3 separate regions of the Homo sapiens genome follow, and regions 2 and 3 are each linked to region 1. A link is an interaction called in ENCODE POLR2A ChIA-PET data of the cell type or tissue named here. Cell type or tissue: Panc1. All regions are shown on one strand. Region 1 overlaps AHDC1 (AT-hook DNA binding motif containing 1). Region 2 has its middle 6.9 kb from the start of WASF2. Region 3 overlaps CD164L2 (CD164 molecule like 2).

Region 1 (2,500 bases):
TCCCTCCCTTACTGAGGGTCAGGCTAGCCGAGCCTTCCCCGCCCTGGAGACCTCCCAGCTGGGGCCTGAGGGTGTGATCTTGGCAGAAGAGAAAAACCTCCTCTCCGGTGGTGGCTTCTGTTCAACCCACCCGTGAAGACCTCTGGGCACGTCCTCCTGCCAGGCCTCCTGAGGCTGGCCACTGCTCTCTTTTGCAGCCTCCAGGATCTGAGGGAAACAGCTGGCTCCCCTCCTCACCACACCCCGGCGGCCATTCTCTTGGACCCCTCCCAAGGGTACCACCTAGCCCTGGTCTGTGGACAAAGTCAAAGGGGTACTTCTGTCTGCCTGTCTGCTGTTGGGTCAGTGTGTCTGAGCTTGCCCATAGGGACACCAGCTGGTTGGGAGGGGGCTGGGGGCCCCAACCTGCTGTGCACAGTGCCGGGAAGCGCCAGCCCACATCCTTGAGTCCCCAGCCCCACCCTCCCCGGCTGTGGCTGTGACCACCCCACCCCTTCCCCAGCCCTCCTTCCCCTCCCCCACCCACTGCCTCCCCAGGGGAGCCAGGCTGCCAGCCCCAGCTCTCACTTCCGGCCTCATGACCCTCTCTCCAGCTTGCACACTCCTCCTCCCCCACCATTTCCCTCCCAGCCTGGTTCGAAGGCCCTGGGATGTCCTCAAATGGAAAACACTGCATCAAAGGGGCCATTACTGCTGCTCTGAGACCTTCCCATCACCTCCCTTTTCCTCCAGGGGCCTTATCTCTCAGGATCTGTCCCTCAGGGACTAGTCATCACCTCTGTCCACCTCCTTCCCTTCAGCCGCCTACCTGCCCACACAGTAACACCTGAATATCTTCTTTCAACCTGATCCCAGGCACAATATCATAATACAAATAACAATGATGGCAATAATAATGGCAGCTGTCACTCATTTGGCATCATTTAAATAGAGGCACAGAGAGGTTAAGTTATGCCCTTAAGAACAAACAGCCATCTCATTCAATTAAGCTGGTGTCTGAATTTAGGTTGGGCTTCTGTAAATCAAACTTCTTTGGTGTCCAGAGATTCAGCGCCCTCCCCTGCAGCCTCCTACAACGGTCCTAGTCCCAACCATCAGTTCTAATTTTTGACTTCTAATCTATCCTCCTCTCAGCTTCTAGTCACCACCTCCCACCAACAGCCATCCAACTAGATGCACTACTCTCCCTCGCCACTAGGTGTCCCCTTGGAGCCACTGATGCCCCCAAGGGGAGCTGGCCCTGCCCCGCCCCCTGGGGCCATCAGGGCCCCCCCACAGCACAGCACAGCAGTGCACACCCCACCCCACCCTACCCCCAGCCACACAGAGCTCCTTTGTGCAACCCTCGCCCACCCCCTTCCTCCCTGGAACAGGGCACCTGGCAAGCAGGTCTGCCCCAGAACCGCCCCCTGCCAGCCCCCTGCCCTGGGTGCCAGGTGTGTGGGCGCCACCGCCAGCTCTGGCTGGACCCGAGGGTCACCCTGCCGGCGGCCCTCCCTTCCTCCCTCCGAGGTCACCCAGGGACTAAGCTTCCCGCCCTGCTCCGCCCCCCTCCCCTCCTGCCCTTGGCCCTTCCAGACTCCCGTCCTTGTCTTTCCTTCTGTCTCCCGGAGGACTCCCCTCCTCCAGCCCCACTAGGCCTTCCCTGCAGCCTCTCACCCCCGCCCACCTCCTTCCCCAGAGAGCTCCTTGTTCCACGCCCCCCCGCTCCCCGCCCAGGTCTGAAGAACTCCTCCTCCTGGAAAGTTGCTGCTGGAAAGGAAGTGACTTCAGCAATTTGGCCACAAGGCTGGGCACTGCTGAGCCCAGCTCAGCTCAAGGCTTGCCCAACCCACCTCCAAAGCACAAATGGAGCCACATGTGCACATCACTCCCACTGTGCACCCAGAACCCTGAGCACACACTTAGCCAGTGTACACACAGATCCCCGTGTGCATACACCGTACCATCGCAGTGTATTCAGATCTTGTCTATACACACATCTCTCCAGTGTACACTAGCACCCTTGCACACATGACATCCAGTGTGGCACACACAGTATCCCCACACCTGCCCAGTACACACCCAGAATCCTGCATATTCATACTTCCGGGTACCACATACACAGCCCTTGAACGCTCCCCAGCCCAGTCCACTTACACAACTCTTGTATATTACCCCATGTGCACGGAAGGACAGAGCCTTCCACACACACCTGCTTGCACACAAGCTTGAGTGCCCTGTACATTTACATTCGGATACACACAGCCTCGCATCCTCCCACAGCTGTACCTCCCCACCCTTACAATCCCAGGAGACTCCACCCCCAGACCTCAGGCCCCAGGAATGCTCCTTTGGAAGTAGGGTGGGGTCCCCAGGCAGGCTCAGCTCTAGGGAGCTTCCTGGAGCCGCAGGCTTCATGTGTCAGTTCAGGGAGTTGCCTCTGCAGGGCAGGGCAGCTTCACCTGGCTCTGCAGCTCCTGAGCCTGGGTGGGCTAACCTGGGCCAGGAGTAGGGAGGT
Region 2 (2,500 bases), 60 kb before region 1:
GCCAGTTTCCTAACCTAGGCTCAAAATAAATAAATAAATAGATAAAAATGTAAAAAACAGGGCTAGGCACAGTGGCTCATGCCTGTAATCCCAGCACTTTGGGAGGCCGAGGCGGGCGGATTGCCTGAGGTCAGGAGTTCGAGACCAGCCTGACAAACATGGTGAAACCTTGTCTCTACTAAAAATGCAAAAATTAGCTGGGCGTGGTGGCAGGCACCTGTAATCTCAGCTGCAGGCGGATCACGAGGTCAAGAGATCAAGACCATCCTGGCCAATATGGTGAAACCCCGTCTCTACTAAAAATACAAAAAAATTAGCCAGACGTGGTGGCACGCGCCTGTAGTCCCAGCTACTCGGGAGGCTGAGGCAGGAGAATCGCTTGAACCTGGGAGGCGAAGGTTGCAGTGAGCGGAGATCATGCCACTGCACTCCAGCCTGGGCGACGGAGCGAGACTCCGGCTCAAAAAACATTTTTTCTTAAATAAAAATAAAAATACAAAAACTAGCTGGGCATGGTGGTGGGCGCCTGTAATCCCAGCTACTCAGGAGGCTGAGGCAAGAGAATTGCTTGAACCCGGGAGGCAGAGGTTGCAGTGAGCCGAGATCGCGCCACTGCACTCCAGCCAAACAGAGTGAAACTCCGTTCCCCGCCCCGCCCCCACAAAAAAAAACAAAAAAACAAAAAAACAACCTAGCTGAGCCTCAGTTTTCTAACCTATAAAATGGAGTGAATAAAACTAGTCTCATGGAGCTGAAGAGAAAATACAAATGCAATGAGAGAATGTGTTAAAAAGCTATGAGCCAGCACTGGGTACGGAACTGACAGAGTGCAGTCAGCTAAGGAATTCCAGGGGGAGCAACAAAGCATAGGGACCAGGAAGAATCACCCCTCCCCTCTCCCTGACCCCCATCTGAGGGGAGAAGGGTGGAGAGCACTGTACTCAGAGCCCAGAATGATCTCCAGGTCACCCCCCTCCCTCTGGCATCCTCAGCTCTTGCTAGGTCCACAGTCTCTCTCTCTCTCTCTCTTTCTCTCGTCAAGCAAGTTCTTCACTGAGCAATCCCAGGGGGCCACGAACCTCGGTTCCAGCCAAGCTCGCAGGCTTTCCCCACCTCCACATCCTTAATCTGCAGCCTTTGCATTTGCCATTCCTTCCACCTGGAATGCTCTCTCCTCCCTGAGCGCCTTTGATGGGGAAGAGAGGGTTGCTGAGGGGAAGGATCTGGAATGATGCTCCCCCACCTCCTCACTCCCCTCCCCTGCATCCCCCACGCTGCATGCCTGACCTCCCCGCTCCCAGTGTGGGGGACAGAGGCAGTGCTGGGTGGGGGAGGAAATAGGGTGGGGGCGGGGGTACTCAGGGAAGGGTCCTCTGTGGGGTTTTTCACCTGCTTAGAAGAAGCAGACGGAAATGAAAGCTCTGGAAAAAATGCCTGCTGCTCTGCTTCCAAGGCCCCAGCTCGGTGAAGCCTCCCTGCCTTCCCACTATGCCATCTCCTCCTCTTCCTCCTCCTCCTCCTCCTCCTCCTCCTCCTCCTCCTTCAGGCAGGTTCCACAGTCAGGGAAATGGGGTGGGTGGGAGGGGCAGAGAGACCTAGGTTCAAATCCCATTCCTGCCACTTACCCAGCAAGTGACCTTAGCAAGCTGCCTGGCCTGTTTACGCCTCATTTCTTTGTAAAAGGGGACAATAATCCCTGTCTCTCAGGCTGCTGTGAGGACCAAGTGAGATGGCAGATAAAACTGCCTGGCAGGACCAAAGTGTTCAGCAATAACAGTGATAGGAAATACACAGTGCCCATGTGTACCTGGCATAGTTCTCAGCACCTTGCATATATTTACCTATTTAACTCCTGATACGGTAGATATTATTACTAACCCCAGTTTGCAGATGAGGAAACTGAGGCACAAGGAGATTTCTATAACTTGCACATGCTCACACAGCCAGTAAGGGGTAGAGCTTAATCTGTGCTCTTACTCATCACACTATGGCACATTTAGTGATAGTTCCCATGATGATGATGCTGCTGCTGATGATTATGATTTTTCTTTTTTTTTTTTTTTGAGATGGAGTCTCGCTCTGTCACCCAGGCTGGAGTGCAGTGGCATGATCTCAGCTCACTGCAATCTCCGCCTCCTGGGTTTAAGTGATTCTCACGTCTCAGCCTCCTGAGTAGCTAAGATTGCAGACACCCACCACCATGCCCAGCTAATTTTTGTATTTTTTGAAGATGGGGTTTCACCATGTTGGCCAAGCTCGTCTCGAACTCCCGACCTCGTGATCTGCCCACCTCGGCCTCCCAAAGTGCTGGGATTACAGGCGTGAGCCACCGTGCCCAGCCTGTTTTTATTGGTACTATGCCCTCAGTAAGTACCTGTTATTCTCTTTCCTCCTACCTTCAAAATCCTGCTTGAATTTTTTTTTTTTTTTTTTTTTTTTTGAGACAGAGTTTCACTCTTGTTGCCCAGGCTGGAGTGCAATGGCGCCATCTCAGCTCACC
Region 3 (2,500 bases), 180 kb before region 1:
CCAGAGGCCACCCTCTGCATCCTCCTTTCCCCTCAGGATGGAGTCCAGGCCCAAAGGGGTCAGATTCTGCAGAGGCCAAAGAGGACACTCAGGAAGGTGACACTGCCTCAGCCAGCCAAGGACCCCCTGCCTCGAGAGGAGGCAGCAGAGGAAGAGCAAACACTTTAACACAGGCTGTGGCGACCCGCCCCACAGCACACACGGCACACAGAGGGCCTCAGGCACAGCTCCCCTTCTCAGAGCAAAACCCAACTAGACACAAGGCCCAGCTCCTGCCCACAGCCACAGAAACGCGGGCCACAGGCTTGCCTGGGCTGGCACCTACTGGTTCTCTTCCCTGCTGGCAGCATGAAGGGAAAAGACACAGGAGGGCTCAGCTGGGCTCCTAGACTGGCCCAGGCTGAGTCCTGGTCCCAGCCAACATCTGACAAAGGAAACACCCCAACTGGAGGAGACAAAAGGGGTGTGGCTCACATGGAGCACGCTGTCACCGTCCTGAGGGCTTGCCCATGGAGAAGACAGCACCCTGGGTACTGAAGGGGAACGGTGGGGCAGGAACCAGGAGGTAAGCTGGGACTCAGGTACTTGCTGCTGGCCAGGTACTCACAGCGTCTGGTAGGTGCTGTCCTTGGCCTTGAGGAAGTGCAGCACAAAGAAAGCCACCGCCTGTAGGCTCAACACCAGCACGACACCTCCGATAAAGCTGGCCCCGTCAAATCCAGGGCTGTGGGCCTCAGGGACTGGGGGGCTCCCTGCAGGGGTGAGGCAGGGCAGGGGTCATAGCAGTCACTGTGAACCAGGATCCCAGTCCTACCCTCATAACTGGCACAAGTAACCTGGAGGCCCCGGTCCTCAATATGGGGTGCTTAAACCCTGGGCTCCGTTTAGTCCAGATCCCGCAGGCAGTTGGGAAGCGCCTGGTGGGAGGAACAGTGGCAGGGGAGGGTGGGGTGCTGTCCAGCCCTGGCTCTGCTCCTGGCTTGCTCTGTGGCTTTTATGCCACCCACATTCTCTCTGGGCCTCATGATCACATGGTCCAATTGGTGGCTTGGACCAGTGACTGGGCTCCCACCCTCCCTGGGCCTCACCAGCCCAATAGGGTGAAGACAGAGCCAGAACTCAGACCCTCCCCTGCTCACAATTCCTTTCAGCCTTGGACCTCAGGGTTCAGAGCCAAGATGCAGACGATATAGTCCCTTTTCAGGACTCCTAAGCCCTAAGACCTCAGTGTCACCCAATGTCAGAGCCCTCAGAGAGGGAAGGAGCAGGGGGAGAAGTGGAGGCCCCAACTGTCACCCTGCTAAGTGGGTAAGCGAGGACTGGACAGTGTGTGTCAGGGGGAACATGGCTGAGGGACAGGCTTGGCCAAAGTCACCTCACAGGACATAGCCAGACTCACACAGGGTCCCCTGACCATCTCCTCTGCCCCTTAGAAGGTAGGGCTTTAGGGCCATGGTTGCCAGGCTATGCCTGGGTGGCTCCCAGCTGTGCCACGGTACCTGTCCACTCCTAGCAGGGATTTGATTTCAGGCCCTGGGCTGGGTGCCCAGAACAGGGCAGGGCTGGTGGATGGAAGATCATTCTGGGACAGTGGAAAGGGGCCCAGCCTGAACTGGGTCTCCCTCCCAGAAGGTGTAAGGGGTGGAAGGAGTCTGACAATATGAAGGGCAAACAGTGGTCCCAGCTCCCGCTCAGGGAGCCCCAGAGAAGGAAGCTGGGGGATGAGGAGCAGAAGAGGGGAGAAATGAGCCACATGAGGCTGATCCGGGGCTCCAGCTGAGGGAGCTGAGCCATCAATAATTCAGCTTCTGAGATCGGTTTCTGGCTTTAATTAACCAAGGGCCTCTTCAGCCATCCCTGCCAAGTCTGGTGACCTCCAGCCCCTGAGAGGGAGTGGGAAGCAAAGGGTGGCATTCTTGCCTCTACTCCGCCAGGAACCCGCCTTGTGACCCTCTCTGGGCCTGGAGGGTGCAGTAGGCAGGCACTGAGGATGTCTCCTGAGCAACTCGAGCCACACACCCTCACCTCCAAGGACAAGTCCCGAGGGGTGACCTTGAGTTCCCAGAACTGGCAATGGGGAGGAGGGATGGGAACTGTCATTTCTTGATTGCCTTCAGTGAGTCAGACACTGAAGTGGGCACTGTACAGCTTCTCATAAAACCTGCAGAGCAACTCTATGAGAAAGGCATCATCCAACCCATTTCACAGATGCGGAGACAGGCTCCGAGGGAGAAGGCGCAGGGCCGAGGTCACAGAGCATGTCAGTGCCTGAGCCCAGAGCTGTCTTCCCCTGCACCTCTGCTCCTCCCACTGCCCCGTCTCCAGGGAGTACTCACCTGTTGTGACTGTCTTCGGTTCATAGGTGGGGTGGTGGTGAGCAGCTGAGGAGACAGGTGATCCATAGCAAAGCAGCCTTCCCACCCCCTGACTCCCATCAAGACCCCAGCCCCCACTCACCGCTAAACTTCCGATTCAGATGCAGCCCTGTCCCTACTCTAGA

Evidence for each region. ChIA-PET counts read pairs that join two places held together with the same protein. Peaks named below come from ENCODE experiments on the same cell type or tissue, not always from the same donor. Only the 100,000 strongest peaks of a DNase experiment are listed, where the experiment ranks them.
Region 2: POLR2A ChIA-PET joins it to region 1 with 12 read pairs; 20 of 35 experiments call an interaction of 5 or more read pairs at or near these places.
Region 3: POLR2A ChIA-PET joins it to region 1 with 10 read pairs; 3 of 35 experiments call an interaction of 5 or more read pairs at or near these places.

What each region holds. Positions count from the first base shown.
Region 1 is chr1:27,555,719-27,558,218 of GRCh38, forward strand. All of the region lies in intron 5 of AHDC1 (AT-hook DNA binding motif containing 1), which reads right to left. Among named protein-coding and RNA genes, the nearest start is that of AHDC1, 47 kb to the right of the region's middle. RefSeq lists enhancers at 1-252, 1,764-1,853. In Panc1, a CTCF peak has its summit at 1,187 (motif pointing right); no DNase peak of the experiment used is centred here; H3K27ac peaks cover 428 bases.
Region 2 is chr1:27,495,826-27,498,325 of GRCh38, forward strand. No RefSeq gene overlaps it. Among named protein-coding and RNA genes, the nearest start is that of WASF2, 6.9 kb to the left of the region's middle. In Panc1, no CTCF peak of the experiment used is centred here; no DNase peak of the experiment used is centred here.
Region 3 is chr1:27,379,444-27,381,943 of GRCh38, forward strand. CD164L2 (CD164 molecule like 2) reads right to left here. Exons shown (of 6, transcript NM_001330448.1): 4 at 2,337-2,381; 5 at 608-752; 6 at 1-66. The coding sequence ends at 60. Among named protein-coding and RNA genes, the nearest start is that of CD164L2, 2.6 kb to the right of the region's middle. In Panc1, no CTCF peak of the experiment used is centred here; no DNase peak of the experiment used is centred here.